2 separate regions of the Homo sapiens genome follow, and region 2 is linked to region 1. Evidence: chromatin loops called from intact Hi-C (ENCODE). Cell type or tissue: Caco-2. All regions are shown on one strand. Each heading gives the region's core, and the rest is flanking DNA. Links, peaks and the distances in the headings are about the cores only. Region 1 overlaps JADE2 (jade family PHD finger 2). Region 2 overlaps UBE2B (ubiquitin conjugating enzyme E2 B).

Region 1 (10,719 bases), core at 1,349-9,348:
GGAAAGAGGGACCTGAGGCTTCCCACTAGGAATGCCAGGGAAAATACAGGATGCAATATTTGGAAAATGTACTGAGGAACTACTCTCTGAAATTTGAATGTAACTACATGCCCTATATTTTTATTTGCTAAATCTGACAGCCTCCCTCCTACCCACTGAAAATCTCTCCAGCCAGCAAATGGGGACCCTGTATCCCTACCCATGTTTCCTCAGAATGGGCTGGTGCGGATGCTTCTGAGCTCAGGCCTGGCTTGGAGTACTGGGGGCCAAGCAATACTCTGCTACGATGAGCTTGCCCTTAAGCCACCTGCTTGACTGAAACCCCATCCTTTCTTCCCTCCCTTTGACTCTTGGCAGGGAGTCCATCTGAACTCAAAAGGCTGCCTTGAAGTCCATATTTTATTATCTCTCTAAAAAAATTTTCTTCAGACAGGTATGGTGGTTCATGCCTGTAATCCCAGAGCTTTGAGAGACCAAGGGCTGAGGTGGGAGGATCACTTGAGCCCAGGAGTTGAAGGCTACAGTGAGCTGTGATTGCACCACTGTGCTCTAGCCTAGGCAGCAGAGTGAGACCCTATCTCAAAGAGTGAGACCCTGTCTCTTTTTTTTTTTTTTTTTTTTTTTTTTTTTTTTTTGCAGTAGAGATGAGGTCTCACTATGTTGCTCAGGCTGGGCCTGAACTCATGGGCTCAAGCGATCTTCCCAATTCAGCTTCCTAAAGCACTGGTATTACAGACATGAGCCACCACTCCTGGCCAATCTCCTTTTTTTTTCAGATGGAGTCTTGCTCTGTCACCCAGGCTGGAGTGTGATGGCACCATCTCGGCTCACTGCAACCTCTGCTTCCTGGGTTCAAGGGATTCTCCTGCCTCAGCCTCCTGAGTAGCTGGGATTACAGGTGCCCGCCACCATGCCTGGCTGATTTTTGTATTTTTAGTGGAGACGGGGTTTCACCATGTTGGCCAGGCTGGTCTCAAACTCTTGACCTTGTGATCCGCTTGCCTCGGCCTCCCAAAGTGCTGGGATTACAGGTGTGAGCCACCGCGCCCGGCCCTCCTCTTTTTTATTCATTATTTTTATTTTAATTTTCTTTTCTTTTTTTTTTTTTTTTTTTTTTTTTTTTTTTTTGAGACAGGGTAGTTGCGAGGCCACTTGGAGCTACCTGCATTTCCAGCATGGGCCAGAGGTGCCTATGTGAGTCCTGAAGCTTTCATCGCCAAGAAAAGATGCCTTTGCTGCCTCCTCTGGCCGCTCTGAACACAGTCGGAGGCTGCAAGGAGGACTGAGGCCAGCTCTAGAAGGACCAAGTGCTCTCTCTCTCTCCACTCTGCTGTGAACTTCCTTCCTTTCTTTGGCAGGGTCTGGGTCTCCTTAGCCACCCATCCAACCCGGGACTGGGCACCCAGCGGACCTCAGCCAATAGTTTATTCTCCCAAGAGGCGCCTCGTCCCTTAACAACCACCCTGTCACTGAAGCCTGATAGAGAAGACTCTACTCTGCCCTGGCTGGCAAGGGGGCATGCAGCAGGAGGTGCTGGAGTGCAGGAGCCTCAGCAGGGACAGAGGAGGGGGAGGCTGGAGCTCTGCAACCTGGAAATGAGGGGTTGGCCCTGGCCCTGTGGGCCTTGCCACCCGCGGTGGGAGTTGCCAGGGCTAGGGCCTAGCGGGCAGCAGGGGGCGCCCCAGACCCTATCTTGCAGGAGTTTGGAGCGACTAAGGGAATTCAGAGAGGGCAATGGAGACTTTCCTCACCCCACAGATTAATACTCTCTCACTAGCAGCACAGTCTCAGTGTGTCACTGCACACTGATTTGTGATTATCTACTTAAAGTCTGTCTCCCACTTTGGCCTGGTCTCTGGAAGGGGCGTGTTGTCCCCACAGTGTCCTCAGGGCCCTGCAGCAGATTCTCAGTGAGTGCTGAATCAATATCTCAATATCTGCATGAATGAAAGGTGGTTCCCTAGGCTGGGCGCAGTGGTTCACACCTGTAATCCCAGCACTTTGGGAGGCCGAGTCAGACAGATCACGAGGTCAGGAAATCGAGACCAGCCTGGGCAGCCTGGTGAGACCCCGTTTCTACTAAAAATACAAAAAATGAGCCAGACGTGGTGGCGAGTGCCTGTAGTCCCAGCTACTTGGGAGGCTGAGGCAGGAGAATCGCTTGATCCCGGGAGGCAGAGGTTGTAGTGAGGAGGGATCGCGCCACTGCACTCCAGGCTGGCCAACAGAGTGAGACTCCGTCTCAAAAAAACAAAAACAAAAACAAAGGTAGTCCCCAAGACCACCCCCAGCCTCCCATCAGATCCCTATGCCATCAGCTGTGAGTCCTGGTGGCAAGAGGACTGGCCCACCATGAGGGAGCTGCGACCAGGTCAGTGCCATCCTCCTCCAGTCCCACACTCAGGGGCTCTCAGCGGGCAGGGATAGCCAACTCCAGGGGAGAAGCCTAGGAGTGCTAATCAAATGTGAGACTCCCACCCTCAAGCAGCCATGTAGGCTGGTGCAGAGAGGATCCCAGAGGGACCAGGGCTGGGAATGCAGGGCCAGGCCTGGTGGTCCTCAACCTCCTGCCTTCCCTTGGGGAAGGGGGTCAGGGGTTCCTCATGGCTATCTGTCTCTCACTCCATAGGAGCCTGGATGACTCCTGGGCAACTCAAGGGAAGGCTGAGGGTCTCTAGGGCTCTGCTGCCCAACAGGGTAGCTACTAGCCACATGTGGCTTTGAGCACTTGAAATGTGGCTAGTCTGAATTGAGATGTGCTGTAAGTGTAAAATACACCCTGGATTGTGAAAAGAATGCAAAATCTCTCATTAATAGTTATTTTACATTGATTACATGTTTAAAGACATTTGGATGTAATGGGTTAAATAAAATATATTATTAAAATTCCCTATATCTGTTTTTGTTTGTTTGTTTTTTGAAACAGAGTCTCACTCTGTCGCCCAGGCTATAGTGTAGTGGTGCTATCATGGCTCACTGCAGCCTCAACCTCCCAAGCTCAAGCAATCCTCCCACCTCAGCCACCCGAGTACCTAGGACTAAAAGTGTGCGCCACCATGCCCAGCCAATTAAAATTTTTTTTTTTGTAGAGATGGGGTCTTGCCATGTTGTCTAGGCTGGTCTCGAACTCCTGGGTTCAAGCAATCCTCCTGCCTCGGCCTTCCAAAGTGCTGGGATTACAGGCATTAGCCACCATACCTGGCCCTGTTTTTCACTTTTTAAAAATGGGGCTACTAGAATTTCAAATGTGACTTGCACTATATTTCTAAAGAACAGACCAACATGTACCCTGAATCCCCCTGCCCTACATTTATCAGCTGGGTTAGGTTCACAGGTGAGGTTTTATTTATTTATTTTGTTTGTTTTTATTTTTGTTTTTTTTAAAGACAGACTCTTGCGCTGTCTCCCAGGCTGGAGTGCAGTGGCATGATCTTGGCTCACTGCAACCTCTGCCTCCCGGGTTCAAGCAATTCTCCTGCCTCAACCTCCCTTTAGTCCCTGTAGCTGGGATTACAGGTGTGCATCCCCACACCTGGCTAATTTTTTGTGTTTTTAGTAGAGATGAGGTTTCACCAGGTTGGCCAGGATGGTCTCAAACTCCTGACCTCAAATGATCCACCTGTCTTGGCCTCCCAAAGTGCTGGCATTACAGGTATAAGCCACCTGGCCCAGCCGACACAGGTGTGGTTTTAGAGTGAGGGGCAAGCCTGAGTCATTCTTCTGGATCACTGTGGTCCTGCTTTGGGCTGGCTGCAGGAGGAGGGAGAAGCTGTGGTGCCAAGTCCACGGCAGCTGGGCCATGGGGCTGACAGTTTCTTACCATGGCCAGGTGGGCTGGCCACCCAGATACCCCCTCAGCCCCAGGGCTGATTTCCTGCCAGCATCCCATGCTGATTCCACAGTTGAGGACGCTGAGCTCTTCCCATTCACAGCTGAGCTGCTGGAGCTGGGGCTGAGAGAACATCCACAGCCTGTTTTTCCAGGTTCCCAGGTGCCCTAACAGGGAGACCTCCCTCCACGGGCATTTTGGGCACACACACACTCCACCCCAAATTTACTTCCAATACCTTGTGCATTGTGGACTCAGAACATTGGATCTGGAGGCACCCTTGGGAACCTACCGTCTACTGCTCTGGAGAGGAAATGGGTCAATTCTCTGTGGCAAACAACTAAGTCAGTGGCCCCAGAAGCTAAGATGCTTTGAGTCTTAATGTAACCTCTGTCCCTCACAGCCTTGTTCTGAGCCCTCAGAGGAGGTTCAAGACCCTCCCGATATAGCTTGATCCATCTTTGCATAGGCCAAACCCTCTATGAGGAATGCCCGTCATCCCTTTCTCCGATGCAGCTTCCCTTGGGCTAGCAACTATTTTTCATTAGGTCTCCAATGTCTGGAGGTTCTAGGGGGACAGGGGCCTGGTGACATGCACAGTATACAACCCAGCACACTGGCAGTGAGGTGTCCGGTCAAGACTACTTGTTGAATGAATCAATGAATCAATGAATTAATGGTGTCACTTCCTCAGAGAAACCCTTCCTGAACCCCTTCACCCCTAGACCAGCCCAGGCCTCCATGAAAACTCCCAGTTCCCTCACTGCCTGTGTGAGCCACCCCAAGCAAGGACAGCAGCTATATTCCCCACACTCTTTTCAGAGCCTGGCTCAGGGTAGGTGCTCAGAAAATCATGAATGAAAAACAAACTCAAGCAAAAATCTTCACTGACCTAGGGACACTCCCTGGAGGCTCCTCCCAAACTTTCCTACGGTCCCAGACAGGTGGTTGTAGCAGGTGGGGAGTGCAGCAGTCCTGCCTTGGATGCAGAGCTTTACCTCTTAGCACATCTTCGACTTTAGGTGCATCCCTCATCCTCTCAATTCCAGGGGAACATATTGAAGATCAAATGAAATACTGCCCTGAGGCTAGGGGCGGCTTACGCCTGTAGTCCCAGGACTTCAGGAGGCCGAGGAAGACGGATCACTTGGGCCCAGGAGTTTGAGACCAGCCTGGGCAACATGGGAAAACCCTGTCTCTACAAAAATTACCAAAATCAGCCAGGCATGGTGGCATGCACCTGTAGTCACAGCTACACGGAAGGCTGAGGTGGGAAGACAGCTTGAGCGCGGGATGTCAAGGCTGCAGTGAATCAAGATTGCAGCCTGGGTGACAGAGTGAAATCCTGTCTCAAATAATAATAATAATAATAATAATGAAAAATATAAATACTGCTCTGAAATTATAGCCCTTGGTGTGCACTGAACATCTTTATTATGATTCCTTAGGAGGTGGCAGCTGATCCCTTGGAAAACTCAGGGACCCCGTGGTTTTGCTGAGCCCATTGTCGGGTGTGTGTGTGGGACTCCCAGGGTTCCCTACCCCATCCAATGCAATGGAGCCTCACACCAGCCAGCACAGAAAACACTGCTTTATTAACTGCGTTTGCCAACACACGAGGAGTGCAAAGGGCTCCCTATGACACAAGCCCTGGTGGGGCCGGGGTCTGGAAGCCCCCATGAGTGAGCAGGACAGGATGGGGCTGGGAACTATGCAGCAGCGGCAACACAGAATCATGCAGGGCACAGCGGGCACTGGCCACACCCAGGTGACCATACATTCTATTGCTCGTTAAGGGTTGCGCACATGGACAATGTACAAAAAGGAGAAATAGGTCTTTGCGTTAATGAAAAATACATTTTTTCTCTACAAAGGAATCTTTTCTAATACAAGAAAATAAATATTGCAACATAAGCCAAAAATAATTTAAAATTGCTCTTTTCAATATATTTTCAATATTTCTCTTGTATATTAACAAATGGCACATCACTTTCTTTGAAACAAAGACAGAAGGTGTCTCCTCCTGTGACATTCATATCATCCCCCCACCGTCCCCTCAAACTGACGTGGAACACAAAGTGTTTGTGCCTCTGAGGGAGAAAGTGGCAGGAGGTGCCTTAAAGAACAACCAAAGGTCTCAGACTCCAGCCCTGGCTCATTGGCCAATGTGGCCAGCGAGGCCAAGGGCATGGGAGAGTGCCCTCCCCAAGGGCCTTGCTATAGAAATCCAGATCATTTTTCAGTGGTTTGCATATGGACAAAGGTTGGCCACATCTGGCAGTTAGCAAGGAAATGCCAAGTTCAGCCGCTGCCAATGTTGGTTAGAATTGGGCAGTTGAATCTCTAGGAATTGTCCCAGCTAGTCCCAGTGTGCCCATACACAGTATACACAGGCATGCCTGCATACGGACACACGAGACGTGGCCTGGCACACCCCCCACAAACAATTCAACATCTATGTCTGGAAACCTGGGGTGGCTTCTCCAAGGAAGCTGAGGCCCTTACATTGCAAATGCTCACACACTGTCACTAAGTCAGGCTCATTTAATAAAATAAACCCTTCTACCTTTCTTCTTCTCATTTGTTTCAAAATACATTTATGATACATAAAAATACTTTTCTTGCACATTATCCTTTGTCATGTGATGAGGGGGAAGGAGGTGGTGGGCGGTCAGGTCAGTGAGAAGGGGGACGATAGCCAGAATGAGTTACAGAGCAGCTTCTCCTTCCCTGCGGAGGAGCTGTGTGTGGAGGCAGATGTGGTTGAGAGAAAGATCTACCTCCACCTCTGACCTGGAAAAGGAACCTGCCTCAGTCTCAGGGACAGCAAAGCCCTCTACACTGGGGACAGTAGACCGGAAAAAGACAGAAGCGGCTGTGACCAACAGGGGAAAGGCTGGGAACTGGGGGAGGATGGGTGGCTGGCATCCTTCTCCTTGCAGCCTGCTGGACATCCTGGAGGTGGAGACAGCTGCCTGAAGAAGATTGCTCCAGGGCTTGGCCTGGGAGTGAAAGGGCACCCCAAATGAAAGGCCACCCCCCTCCCCTCGCAGCAGCCAGCCAGCCTAACAGACATCTGGGTTCTGCAGGACACAGGCTCAGCAACAGTCCAGTCCAAAGCAACAGCCAATGAAGAAGGGCCAGAATCCAGAGGCCAACAATGTGAGCAGAGGCTCTTGGAAGAACACCAGCCAGCCCGAGGCAAGGGGCCAGACTCGTTGCACCCTCTCCCTAATTCTCCACCCACCCCTGCCACCAGGGAGGCCCAGCCCCTGCCCCAGGATGGTGTGAAGGGGCAAGGGGCCAAGTGCTGAGACTGCTGGACCCTGGGCTTTCTGGGACCCCTGGCAGAGTTTGGTTGTTCTTTAAGCTCACCTCTTTGCTTCCTGCAGGGTCAGACCGGGCAATCTGGCACAGACAGGGTTGCAGCCCGAGGTGACCCAAAGCATGGGGAAGGAAGAAGTTCTGTTCAAAGGCAGTAAACAGAGACTGGGGTTGGGACACTGATGCTGACACTGACTGGTCACTACTACCAAGGCGGGCAGGCAGACTAAACTCTACAGGGTAGCTCATGCCATCCCAACGCCCAGAATCCTTGAAGCCCACCCCACTCCCTCCGAGTCCACCCGGACTAGACACATTTGTCCGATCCTCTGAACTGAGTCATTATCTTTGTTTCCTGTTTTGCTAAAATTCACATGAAATTGAGTGTCGATGACAATGCCACTGTCGTACCTTGATAGTTTTGGAGTTAGGGGTGGATGAAGGTCAAGCTGTTCCCCATCCTGCTTATTTGCTTTATGTATTTGGGGAGGAGGGAACCACATGGTAAAGACGTTTTCCATGCTGGTTTCACCGTCAGTATCTTTCCCCTCTGTGAGTCTCACAGTTTAGGAAAGCTCACAGTGGGCTCAGCCCAGGATCTGAAATCTAACACCCAGGTACACTTCAGCAGCAGCAAAGCATCCTCTTCCAAGCGCTTGAGCTCTTCTCCTTGGGTGTGTGCAATGAACATGTTTCTATACTTTGTTGCTAAAGAACTCCATTTAAAAAAAAGTCCAAATGACAAGTTGTCAGGTCCAGGCTGTGCTGTATTATGGTCAAAATATTCTTTGGCATCCACAGAATGATTCGACTGATTCACTGGACTTTTTGCAAGGTTCTTTTTGGAGAAGTTCTGGCTTTACCAGTGGTGGAAGTGACCCAGGAGTAATTCATCAAAGAAAAAAAAATGTTTTCACGGAATTCCTTTTTTGTTGTTCCCTGAGCTATCACCCTGGGGCCACTCTACTGAAACTCTTCAGAGCAACTACCTGGGACCTAAGGGTGGGGTGGGGAAGGCAGGACGGCGGGGGGGGATGGCAGGACGGGGGGGGGGATGGCTGTGCGAGGGGTTAAGGCTCAGGAACAGGGGAACATCCAGCAAGACTTACAACAGCCCCAGCGGCCAACACCGGCCCGCCCTGGGCCCCGGGATCCCACTGCTTGTTGGAAGGAGGAGTTTCCAAAAGGAAACCACGGAAGAAGCTCATCTTGTAGCAGGACTAGGAAACTTGAAAAGGCAAACGGTCTGGTCTGGTCAGCTCTGTCTGAGCGTGACCAGACTTCGGCCGAGACTGGCCCCGAAGGAAGGAAGGAAGTTGGAGCCTCAGAGTGATTCTCTACAGTGGGCTGGTCTGAGCCCCATGACCCTGTCTGGGCACTGGCCCTCCCCTACAGCCCTCCACCTGCACTGGCAGCTGGCTGTTTGGGAGTCCCCTGAGTAAATGGCACAGCTCAGGAGGGATTCTGGGAACCCCTTCCCAGAGCCGCTGGGCTGGGCACTGGCAGGGGCAGAGCAGCAAGGGAGGGGAGGGTGGCAGGGTGGGCAGGCAGGCCTCAGATGATACGGGCTGATCAGGAACAGCTTTCAGTTCCCCTGGAACTAGCGGGCCCTCTGCACCCCCTCAGTGCTTTCTCATATAAACTCGTTGTGCTTGTGACAGTGAGTAGACTCTGGCTGGGTATCGTTTATTATACTTCCTTGGGGATCGGTGGAGTGTAGCAGGACCCCCCAAATGGACCCCAGTGGGATCTGGGGGCAAGGCGGGGTAGGCCCTGGACTGGCCCATCTGCCATGAAATAATGCCCAAACGACAGTCTGTGTCACCCAGTGGCAGTGGGCTGGAGTCCTGAGCTCTTGTCCACCTTGCTTGCATCTAGCCAGGAGCCCAGCAATACCACGTGGGCAGGGCAGGGATGGTGCGCGGGACCTGGCAGGGTCCTAGCGGCCGGAGCCGTGGAAGGAATCCTAATGTCCTAGGCCAGCACAGAGGAAAGACAACAGTGTAGAATTCAAAACTCTCTCTATATTAAAAATAAAACCACGACGGAGTGGCAGCCTCGAGGGTCTGGGACACTCAGCAGAGACTGGAAATGGCAGTTGTGACTGGGCTGAGGCCTTGTGGGGGGACCAGGGCAGGGCCTGGGACAGGGAAGGGGGTGAGTTAGGAGGCCAGTACGCCCATGCGGACCACCTCCTCTGCCCCTGCCTCCCGGGGACCCCGCTGCACCCCACCGTCCTCGGCCTCTACATCTGAGTCGCTCATCTCCCCATCAGAGAAGTAGCCATCAGTCTCAGTGTCAAAATGCAGGCTGACCTTGGGCCTCTCAGCCACAGCTGAAGGTGGTCCCATCCCAGCATCAGGCCTGGCACCCGGCAATCTCCGGGTTACCTTGCTCTCGCGGGGTGGCCGGAGCCGGCCCAAAGGCTTAGGGCTTGCTGCAGGGCCAGGCACTTGGACATCTGAGTCAGCAGCTACTGAGGCTGCCTCGTCCGGGGTCTCAGGGGCCAGTGGCGGGGGGCTTTCAGGGGTGGCTAGGATGGGACAGTCCCCGGCTGCAGGGCTGGACGGCAAGTGAGAAGATGTCCGACGTGGTGGCTTCCTGGTAGGTGGCCCTTGACCCCCCTTGCCACTGCCTGCATCCTGGCCCCAGGTCTTCTTGGGGGCTTTGTCTGGAGTCGTCCGTGAACCAGGCCCGTCCTGCGGTGGTGGTGGTGGTGGTTTCTTCTTGGCAGGCAGGCGGGTGCGGCCTCGGGCCTTCCTAGCAGGGTCACCAGGTCGCAGCGAGGGGTCCCGCATGAAGCTGAGCAGTGTCTCCTCGTCCTGCAGCAGTTCCTCTGACAGCAGCCCTGGAGCAGGGTCCTCGCGGTGCCCATTGTTCAGTGGCCACTCGCTCATGGCCATGTTCTCTGCTGTGATCTGCACCGACTGTGCCAGCCAGCTGTTGAAGAAGGTGCCATCGATGGGGAATGAGGTGGACAGGCCTGCTGAGGGGAGAGAGGAGGCAAGTGAGACGCCAGCAGACGTGTGTCCCACCCTTTCAGGAAGCCCACTGACGCTCCCAGCACACCACCAGGCATCGTCTTCTCTCTGTCCCCCTGTGCCAGACCCAGGTGAGCTATCTTGTTTTGTCCATCCCTCCTGCCAACACCACCAAAGAGTAGGGACTACTTATACGCTTCTCTCCAGAAGGACGTGCTGCCCTCAAGATGGGCTTCATAATTTGTGGGCTAGAGTGTAAAATGAAAATATAGGCTCCTTGTTCAAATATTATTAAGAATTTCAAGGTGGAGTGTTATAGCTCTTTTAGTTTGTCTAGCAGGTTTTTTGGATTTTACCAGAAAGCCTGCCATGGGAAAGAAAATTCAAGGTGGCAGCAGCAGAGCATTAACCAAGAACAAGGACCCCGTGGCACTGCACAGGTTGCTACCCACGAAGTTGGACCTGCCCACTACCCCCATTCTGGTGGGGTTGGGGAAGGAGGAATCTGGAGGAAAATGCCCTCAGGCCGCCAGAGGGCGCTCAGTCTTTATAAGCGTTGCCTCCCAGCGCTTGCAGCAAAGAGCA
Region 2 (10,719 bases), core at 1-8,000, 190 kb after region 1:
GACTTGGAGTGAAGATAGAGTGAGATCATAGGAAGGGACAAGTAATAAATAGGAGGAGAACTTTTTTTTTTTTTTTTTTTTTTTAAGATGGAGTCTCTCTCTGTCGCACGGGCTGAAGTGCAGTGGCGCTATTTCGGCTCACTGCAACCTCTGCCTCCCAGGTTCAAGCAGCTCTCCTGCCTCAGCCTCCCGAGTAGCTGGGACTACAGGCATGCGCCACTATGCCCAGTTAATTTTTGTATTTTTAGTAGAGACAGGGTTTCACCATGTTGGTTGGCCAGTATGGTCTCGATATCTTGACCTTGTGATCTGCCTGCCTTGGCCTCCCAAATTGCTGGGATTACAGGTGTGAGCCACCACGCCTGGCCTGGAGAACTTTTTTTTTTTTTTTTTTGTAAATCCAAACTACACCTAGAAAACTGCTTTCTGAAACATTCCTTAGTCTGTGGCTCACCTAATAATCCTCACTCAACCTTATCAGGAGGTAAGGATTCTGTCTGAACTCAGGATCCATTTGGATCGGTGGCCTACCTATGGGCAATGAGAGGAATCATATTAACTGTCACTGTCCATCCTCTGAGTCTTTGTAGTTTGTAGTAAAATACATACTGTCCCATATAAAAAATGAGAATTGTGTTACCCTAAATGTCAGATAATTTGGTGTTTCCCAGCTCTCCAGCTCTAAAGAATCTCTGCTGGGTATCCCTTTATGTCTGGAAGGAGACTGTCAGCTTCTGGTATCTGAGACCTGTGTGCCCTATAACATCTAGTTATGGCTATCGTTCTTAACTAGTTTAGGGATTCCTTTCTGTAGGAATTAAGAGTAAACACAGATCTTCAGAGGCAAGAGTTTTAGAACTTATTGAAGACTTTTGGTCATATGGAAACTTCATTCAACAAAGAGTGCACCCTTAAAAAAAATCTCTACTGTCATTGGGTATGTGTATCTGCGTGTGTGTGTGTGTATGTGTATGTATATACATACATATATATACATATGTAATGAAAAGCAAGCCAGGCAAGATTGTTTCTTCCCCAAAGTTCACTCTGCCTATTCTTTTTTTTTTTTCCCTTTCTTTTAAATTTAGAGACAAGATCTTGGTATGTTGCCCAGGCTAGAGTACAGTGGCTGTTCACAGGTACAGTCACAGTACACTACAGCCTTGACCTTCTGGCCTCAAGCCATCTTCCCATCTCAGCCTCCGGAGTGGCTGGGATTACAGATGCATGCTGCGCACAGCTCACTCTGCCTTTTCTAAAGTTAGGACTCCTGGGGCTAGGTGGTGGTGGTGTTGGCTACCCTTCTTATTTTGGTTTGGAAGGTTTTCATAATGACTGCAGTAGGGTCAGAGTCCTCTGCATGTGGTCCTATCAGTGATGGATGTGGGTCTGAAGCCCTGCTCATCAACACACACTGAACCAAATGAGGAGGTGGGGTAAAAAGACTATCATCTGAACAGATTTCTTGGAAATCAAAGAACAGAAAATAAAAATTGAGGCTGGGTGCAGGGGCTCCATGCCTGTAATCCCAGCACTTTGGGAGGTAGGAAGATCACTTGCTAGGAGTTCAAGACCAGCCTAGGTAACATAGTAAGACCCCATCTCTACAAAACAATTAAAAAAAAATAGGCATGGTGGTGCACACCTGTATGTAGTTCCAGCTACTTGGGAGGCTGAGGTGGGAGGATTGCTTGAGGACAGGAGGTTGAGGTTGCAGTGAGCCATGACCGAGCCGCTGTACTTCCAGCCTGACAACTGAGTGAGACCTTGTCTCCAAAAAGAAGGATGGGGAGAGGAAAAAAAATTGAGTGACATTGACACTATTTAGCCCCTATTCTTACCTACACTAGAGTGAGAGCTTTTTTCCTTGATGTTGTGTCAAACAGGGATGCCTCTTTAGAATATAAACCAGTGGTCCTAACCGAAGTCCTTTCTTTCCCAGCCTCATAGACTAATGAACCAATGAACCCAAAGTATCCTTGAATGTGGCCCCCTTCAGCCTCATTTGCCTTGGAGAATGTTGCTGTTAGGGGTCTGAGACAGGTCTTGGTCCTCACCTAATATGACAGAGAGGCAATGAACAGTAAAGAGGTCAACCTTGAGCTGTGGGGGCCTAGTGACTAAAGTTCTTGTTTTGCTATGAAAGTTGGCACCAAAATCTCATCCTTCTAGGGCTGCATTTTCCATTCCCTCTGACACTCTCATAGTAAGAATGTTGAATTGTCCCTAGTAGGTGTGAGCTGGTAGATATTCCTTCAAATTGAGTGTTACTTTACCTCAGTGTAGGCATTTGCAAAGTGGGGATGATTCTTACTTCAAACTTTATTGGAGGATTCAGTGGAAAAATGAATGTCTATGAGTACCTGGCACTTAGTAGGCTCTCTCTGCTTCATTCCTGCCCTAGTTTCCCTCTAAGCCCAAGGACGGAAGATAGGAAAGCTTTTCAACTAAGATTTACACAAAACAGGTGCCCACAATCATTCCACGCAACCAGGCTCCATCCCTGCAAAAGTGCTGCAGAAGTGGACCTTTTCAGTTTGTGGTGCCCAGCCCAACATGCAATCTGGCACCCATTAGATACTAGGTAAATGTCGTTGACTGATGAGTGGTGGCAGGCACTGAACAATGCAGCACCAACCAAAATGTCAGGTTGTTCTGTAGGGGGAAGTAGCAAAACCTCCAGGGGAAAGGGTTACCAGGTGGCAAACCTTGGCCAGAGCTCATGTCACCACTGCACCCTGCCCCCATGCAACCGCACCTCAATACTAGGTGCCTTGTCACCCCTGTATCACTGGATCTAGGAGGTCTGGAGCTTGTGCAGCCTGTGGGTATGTGCCTTTCATTGTGGGCATGGCCTTTGCTCCAGCACTTGCTATGTGGCAGGAGGCTTATCCTGGAGTTTGTTTTTGTTTTTTTGAGATGGGAGTTTTGCTCTTGGTGCCCAGGCTGGAGTTCAGTGGTGCGATCTTGGCTCACTGCAACCTCTGCCTCCTGGTTTCAAGCGATTCTCCTGCCTCAGCCTCCTGAGTAGCTGGAATTACAGGCAGGTGCCACCACGCCCAGCTAATTTTTTGTTTTTTTTAGTAGAGATGGGGTTTCATCGTGTTGGCCAGGCTGGTCTCAAACTCCTGACCTCAGGTAATCCACCAGCCTCATCCTCCCAAAGTGCAGGGATTATAGGCGTGAGCCACCACGCCCTGTCCTGGAGTTTTGTCCTACAAAGTGGCTACATTCCTTATCACTCTGGCTGTGAATTTTGGGCCCCAGCTCACTACAGAACCCAATTCCCCTTAAACCAGCTGTTTTCAACATCTCAGGTGGTAAGACTGTGACTCAGATTCCTTCTTTTTGTATTCACCAAATTATGTTTTATGATGATTTTCTACTTTTTCAACAAAAAACAGAACTGCTATTTAAGCCGGGAGTGGTGGCCCATGCCTGTAATCCTAGCTACTCAGGAGGCTGAGGCACGAGGATTGCTTGAGCCCAGCAATTTGAGTCTAGCCTGGTCAACATACGAGACCCTGTCTCTAAAAGATAAATAAATAAAATTAGCTGAGGTGGCACGTGCCTGTAGTCCCAACTACTCAGGAGGCTGAGGTTGGAACTGCTTGAGTCCAAGGGTTCCAGGCTGTAGTGAGCTGTGATCATGTGACTGCATTCCAGACTGGGCAATAAAGTGAGACCCATTTAAAATGTGCCCAGAAGCTCAGAGCTTGGACCCCAGAGGTCTCCTGTTATTCTACAGGACTCCTGCTCACAGCCTATGAATGCATGGCTAGAAGCTGTCCGGAAACCAGTTCTCAATCTTTGGCTTTAATAAAATTTCAGTCTTTAGTACTTGTATTGTTATTCTTACAGCCTAATCCCTGACTTGGTTTTGAGAGGAAGCCATGGTGATTGTAGTCTCAAGCTGCCCTGTGCAAAAGAAGACCCAGCCCCAGTCAAAGAATTAATGTAGCAAGACCCCGTCTATACCAAAAAAAGAAAAAAGAACTGTGTAAGCACTAAGATAGGAACTTTTTCCTACAGATTAGTTTATCAAACTTGCCACCTCCAAGTCCTGGTATTGCCTTGGCTGGCTTGCAGAAGGTTCTTTGTCTTTATTCTAAAGGCGACTTTCCAGCTGATGTTTCAGGGAGTTTCCACCTCAAACCACAACCTTATGGCCCATGCAGGAATACTCCTATGACCAAAGATCTCTGCTACACAGCAAGGTTACCAGTTTAGCTTTTCTTTGCAGTGCTACTTCTCACCTGTAGCTGAAACTAGTAACATGGGCTGAAGTCTCTGGATTTCACCCTGATCTCTGCCCAGTATGGTCATTAGGCCAAGCAAAAGCATCTTTTTCTATAGGAAGGGAAAATATCCCTTAGATTTAAAATGAGGTTAACAGCTAAGCAACTTCCCGTTGTTTTCTTTGTACTAACATCAACACAAAAACATAACATTTCCAATTCAATCTTATACAATGACTTTATACAGGGGCCAGCCAAAGAACTTCAAACCTTTCTGTTTGATATTCTCTTTTTCAGGAGTGCTGCTAGTCCAGCACTCCTGTACTCGTGGGTTATGGTATTGGCAAAAGATCTTGTTTGTAAAGGTGGAAAGGAAGAGGGCAATATATCCCTTGGGCTTCAGAAATAAAGCAGCATAACCAACCCTTTGCTTTTTGAGATGGAGTCTTGCTCTGTCACCCAGGCTGGAGTGCAGTGGTGCAATCTCAGCTCACTGCAACCTCCGCCTCCAGGGTTCAAGCGATTCTCCTGCCTCAGCCTCCCGAGTAGCTGGGATTACAGGCGCCCGCCACCACGCCTGGCTAATTTTTTATTTTACTAGGGATGGGGTTTCGCCATGTTGCCCAGGCTGGTCTCCAACTCCTGACCTCTGGTGATCCACCCGCCTCGGCCTCCCAAAGTGCTAGGATTACAGGCATGAGCCACCGCACCCAGCCCCCTTTGCTCTTAAGGGGATCTGCCTCAAGTGCTTTTATGTTTGCATTTTGGCAGTCTTAAAGACACAGTAGAGAACAACTCTTGCATTCCAGAAGAATGACTAAATTGTTCAGGTTGATGGAACCCCAGGGGATCTTTTCAGAGACAGGCTTTGATTCCCTTTACAGGAGTTCCCAGCCCAGTGGCACTTTATGAATCTGTCTTCCAAGTAAGACTTCAGAGGAGCCAACCTCCCCTAAAAGACTACAGAAGGATCATACTTGTAACCAAGACTGTTACTATTATATGAAGACTTTCTCTAATTGGCTTTGCTTTCTCTAGGCAGAGCCCACTCTATTATATATTAGAGTCTTCTCAAATATATTAATCCACAAGTCACTGATGAACAAAAGCAACATGTGGCCAAGCTTTAGCATTTACTTCCCAAAAGATTTCATATGCAAGTTTCTCACACAAGTCTGAATCTTACATATGCCAAAGAGAACTCTGGAGCCCAAGTTCTTCCAAAGTTCTTGATTTCAGCCATCAAGGAACTAATGTTGAGCTGTGGAGCAGTCAGATAACCAACAGGGTTTGTAATGTGCACAGCTCATTCATCTTTTTGGCTCAACTAAAAATTCCTAGGCCATCCTGTGAACACAAGAAGCCCTGAAAGCTCAAGATATTTCTGACAAAATTGTTTTTAAAAAAAGCTGTAGTGATGGTGAGGAGAATTCACTGAAGGAAGAATGGCACACATTTAATTGTGTCTTCTTTGTTGAAACGATAAAGAAAAAGTCCTTTCAACAATAAAATTTAGTTTCTAATATCTTTGCTGTCATATGCTAGAATGACTGATGATAACTAATCTTTCCCCCATCTGGTAACAGTTCATTCCCCCCTAACTAGATGGGAACTAAAGTAATAGAGCTACCATCTTGGCATAAGGCCTCTGTCCTATGGATAATTTCATTTACCGCGAACAGCTTTCCAACTATTCACTTTTCTGTTTAAATACATGATTCTCACATAACTCAGATTCCACTTGGACTCTACATTGTTGAATGCAATGGAAAAGAACTGTCATAAACACCATCAAGACTCCAAAATTTGATCCCTACCTCTTAAAACCTGGGAGAATTGAAATATGAAACACCTTAGACATAACTCTGAAGTGTAATATGATCCTCAGGGTTATCTCTTAAAGAATACTAAATGAATAAACTAAGTAGGCAGTTAACTTTGTTTAATGAGCATTAAACAAACTGTTAATAATACCACACCTTTAATAACTTACTTCTCCGCTATCTTCCACCTACATGAGTGTGAATTTAGAGCTGTGGAGCAGTCAGATAACCAACAAGGTTTGTAATGGGCACAGCTCATTCATCTTTTTGGCTCAACTAAAAATTCCCAGGCCATTCTGTGAACACAAGAAACATGGAAAGTTATTCATATTAATGAAACTTGGTGTGGGGGGTGGGTGGAGGAGAGAAATCCTACAGACTCAAGGATATTTCCAGGAAGGGGAAAAATGTGGCTTATTGATAAGTCAGTCCTTTATATAGAAACCAGAAAATGTTCCTAAAGTCAGTGGAAAATGGTAGTCAAGAAAACCCTTTCAGCTGAGTGCAGTGGCTCATGCCTGTAATCCCAGTGCTTTGGGAGGCCGAGGCAGGATGATCAGTTGAGCTCAGGACTTTGAGACCAGCCTGGCCAACATAGTGAGACATTGTCTCTACAAAAGTAAAAAAATTAGCCAGGCATGGTGGCATGCATCTGTAGTCTCAGCTACTCAGGAGGTTGAGGTGGTAGGACCGCTTAAGCCTGGGAGGTTGAGACTGCAGTGAGCCGCCTGGAGCCACTGGACTCCAGCCTGGGAAACAGAGCAAGACCTTGTCTCGGAAAAAAAAGGAAACCTTTTCATTGGAGTAGACACAAGTCTGTATAAAACTAAATCAGTTAAAAGTATTTCCACAAATTTGGATGTTGAAGTTCTGCAGAATTTCTAAAACCAATCTCAACCTCTTAAAAGATAGCACATTTCTGGGTAAGACCACATAGGGTTCAAATCCCAGTTCTATGACTTACTGGCTGGTTGATCTTGAGCAAGTCACTTCATCTGTCTATCTGTGGCTAGTTTCATTATCATCTTTTTTTTTTTTTTTGAGCCAGAGTCTCACTCTTATTGCCTAGGCTGGAGTGCAGTGGTGAGGTCTCGGCTCACTGCAACCTCTGCCTCCCAGGTTCAAGTGGTTCGCCTGCCTCAGCCTCCCGAGTAGCTGGGATTACAGGCACCTGCCACCACGCCTGGCTAATTTTTGTATTATTAGTAGAGACGGGGGGTTTCACCATGTTGGCCAGGCTGGTCTTGAACTCCTGAACTCAGGTGATCCGCCCACCTCAGCCTGCCAAAGTGCTGGGATTACAGGCATGAGCCACCGTATTTGTGAATTTGAAATGAAATAATATATGTTAAAAGTGCTTAGAATAGTGCCTTTCACAGATTATTCTGTGCTGGGGTATTGTTACAGGGAATTGTATCACACATGCATTTAAACTTTTTAACATGAATCCATCAATATAACTTTGTACCAACATAAACATTTTAGTTCTAGCTTCTTGCCCTACCATACATTTATGAAACTGACCTAGAGTTTAAAGTAAACACTTTTTGTATGACTCAACCTTGTAAATCGAAGGTTTATATCTGGTACTTAACCAAAGAAATAGGAATCTGTTCCAAGGCTGCAGAAAAAAGTGAGGAGTTATGTATAGATTGAACCTTCTTAAGGATTTTCTCGAAAAGGAATGTGGATGCTATGAGTTTTATGCATATGTTGAATTTTGGAGTTAGAACTCACTGACCTCCCTGTAAAGTAACATGTAACTTCTTTATAATTATCTACCAATACTTGAAATTTTCCTGTTTTAAACTGGGAAAGGCAAAAACAGGTCAAGGATAAAAATGGATGTTGAAATAGTAACCAAATAGCATTTAATGAAATAAGAGGGCAGACCCTCATAGCTACTGTATATTTAATCTAGGAGTTACTGGAGTGAATGTCTATAGTTTGTTTTGGAGCTAAACTATAAAAGCACCACACAATTAAAGCATCTTTTTGGGAGCCACGATTCCAGTGAGTGAATTCCCATTTGTATCAAAGTTCCCTAAGATCATACACTTACCTCAGAATTTGCCAAGTAATAGCTTTTATTTTTAAAGACAGGGTATTGCTCTGTCACCCAGGCTGGAGTGCAATGGCATAATCACAGCTCACTGCAGCCTCAACCTCCTAGGCATAAGCTATTCTGCCACCTCAGCCTCCTAAGTAGCTGAGACTACAGGCAAGTGCCACTATGCCCAACTAATTTTTTAAAAAATTTAAAGTAGAGAAAAGTCTTATTATGTTGCCCTGGCTGGTCTCAAAGTCCTGGCCTCAAGTGATCCTCCCGCCTTTGCCTCCCAAAGTGCTGGGACTACAGGTGGGAGCCACCTGGCCCAGCCTATAAGCATTTATCCAATCAATGTTAAACGTTGCATAATGAATAGAAGCTGTAGATATTGCCATACTGTAATCCAATTTTATGGATATGAGAAGAAACTCTTGGGGTTACTAAAATAGCTGTTTTAACTACTAGAGAGACTACACAGGTGGTTCAACAGAATTTACTTGTATATTTTCCATTTTCTATACTATTTGAAGGCATAGGATAGTTTTGTATTAGCTTTCTACAATACTGTGTTTTAAATTTATCCAGTAAACTAAGATGCAGTACAACTTTTATACAACTCAGGAGATTAAAAAAAAAATCTCCACAAGAAGAAGCAACTCAGCAGGCCCTGGCATTAAAACATTTCCCAGAATAAACAGATATGCATTGCATTAAAGGTAATTTTCAAATATTTAAGTTACACCAAGATTTCCCTCCAATATGTGCCTTTCTCAAACCAATGCAACTAATTCATTGCTAATACTGGGGCATGAATTTTTGGCAAATGTTTATGGTTTTACTTTCTTCATTAATCAAAAAATTTTTTAAAGTGCTACCAAGCAGCAAAACAAGTCGCATCAGTTCTCTGCTCATGGCAGAAGTGCCAACTGTGAAATCGCAAAAGGTACAGTTTTAACAGTAAGTAATGCATGAAGAAACTGTAACAAATGGCCTAAATACAGAGTTGGACAGAGTCAAACCAGTTATGTCTAGAATTACTCAATTGAAACTAATAGAGGTACATTCAAAATAAAGTTGGAGATTATAATCGCTATTTAGAATCAAATTTGAAGACTTCCTTGATAAAATATAAGAATGTTCTTTTGAAATTGTAAATGAAACTATCAATAGATGGAGAGCTAGAGACTTATTAACCCCTCCTACACACATAAGGAAATAAGTGACAAAGTCTCTTGCACTGAAGTTATGTATTTTAACAGCTTTACATGTAATATTCATATATAAAAAACTTTAAGTGCTTTTCTCCAATTTAAAAATCTAAAGAATTCAAAAATAAGGCATTCAATATTTGAAAAAAGTACAGATTTACAAAATGTGTATATTCTGTCATGAAAACTCCACACCAACATTATACACTTGGAAAAAAATACAAACAGGATATATTACAAATTTATGCAGCAATAACTTAGTTCACACCATGCAATAAAAAGTACATTAATCAAGATACACAAGCTTTTGTAGGTTCTAAACTGAAGGACTTTTTTCTTTTTTTTCTGCAGAATCCTTAAAACCTGTGGCACTTAAAATTTGTTAGCCTTTCTAATGAGAGGTAAATTATACACAACAATGATGAAAAAGATTAACAGACCAGTTGTCTATTATGAATCATTCCAGCTTTGTTCAACAATGGCCGAAACTCTTTTCTCATATTCTCGTTTGTTTTCCTGATAAAGCTGTGCTGCCTGGCTATTGGCTGGACTGTTAGGATTCGGTTCATCCAGCAGAGACTAGGAGGAAAGAAAAGAAAAAACAGATTTGCATAGTTGTTCTTTATACCAACAGGGGTCAGATATGGAATATATTACAGAAAAGTTATACAAAACAACAAATTACTTCAGAGATTAACATGTCATATAATTTTGGGTCTAAATACTTTTAGAAATGATTTGATAAATACTATGGGGTTTCCTGCTGCTAAGGAACTTAAGCTTCTGAAATAAAGTTCTCAATTGCCTTAAGACCTATAATTTCAGCTGGGTACAGTGGCTTGTGCCTGTAATCCTAACACTTTGGGAGGCCAAGGCAGGAGGATCCCTTGAGCCCAGCAGTTCAAGCCCAGCCTGGGCAACATAGGGAGACCCTGTTTCTATTAAAAAAGAAAAAGAGGTCGGGTGTGGTGGCTCACGCCTGTAATCCCAGCACTGTGGGAGGCCGAGGCGGGCAGATCACCTGAGGTAGGGAGTTCGAGACCAGCCTGACCAACATGGAGAAAACCCCGTAATTTCTAAAAATACAAAATTAGCCGGGTGTGGTGGCGCATGCCCGTAATCCGCTACTCGGAAGGCTGAGGCAGGAGAATTGCTTGAACCCGGGAGGCAGAGGTTGCAGTGAGCTGAGATCGCGCCACTGTACTCCAGCCTGGGCAACAAGGGTGAAATTCCGTCTCAAAAAAAAAAAAAAGAAAAAAGAAAAGAAAAAAATACCTATAATTTGAAAGAAATCAGAAAAGAATATTCTTAAGCATATTGAGACGTTCTCATTAAACCAAGGAAATAAACAGCTTAATTTGGTTAAGATATCAATAATTCTCAGTAACCAACATTTTCCA

Evidence for each region. A loop is a pair of places that touch in the nucleus more often than their neighbours do. Peaks named below come from ENCODE experiments on the same cell type or tissue, not always from the same donor. Only the 100,000 strongest peaks of a DNase experiment are listed, where the experiment ranks them.
Region 2: it touches region 1 in a loop (3-fold over the local background); 11 of 110 quality-filtered maps call a loop at or near these places.

Annotation. Positions count from the first base shown.
Region 1 is chr5:134,577,914-134,588,632 of GRCh38, reverse strand. It overlaps JADE2 (jade family PHD finger 2), which reads right to left. Exons shown (of 12, transcript NM_001388185.1): 12 at 5,406-10,139. The coding sequence ends at 9,316. LOC124901191 (U7 small nuclear RNA) reads left to right here and starts at 10,443; the gene lies at 10,443-10,502. RefSeq lists enhancers at 6,494-7,025, 7,026-7,558. In Caco-2, for the core only: a CTCF peak has its summit at 1,585; a DNase peak (open chromatin) is centred at 1,662.
Region 2 is chr5:134,389,404-134,400,122 of GRCh38, reverse strand. It overlaps UBE2B (ubiquitin conjugating enzyme E2 B), which reads right to left. Exons shown (of 6, transcript NM_003337.4): 6 at 8,015-9,898. The coding sequence ends at 9,770. Among named protein-coding and RNA genes, the nearest start is that of CDKN2AIPNL, 17 kb to the left of the region's middle. In Caco-2, for the core only: no CTCF peak of the experiment used is centred there; a DNase peak (open chromatin) is centred at 3,642.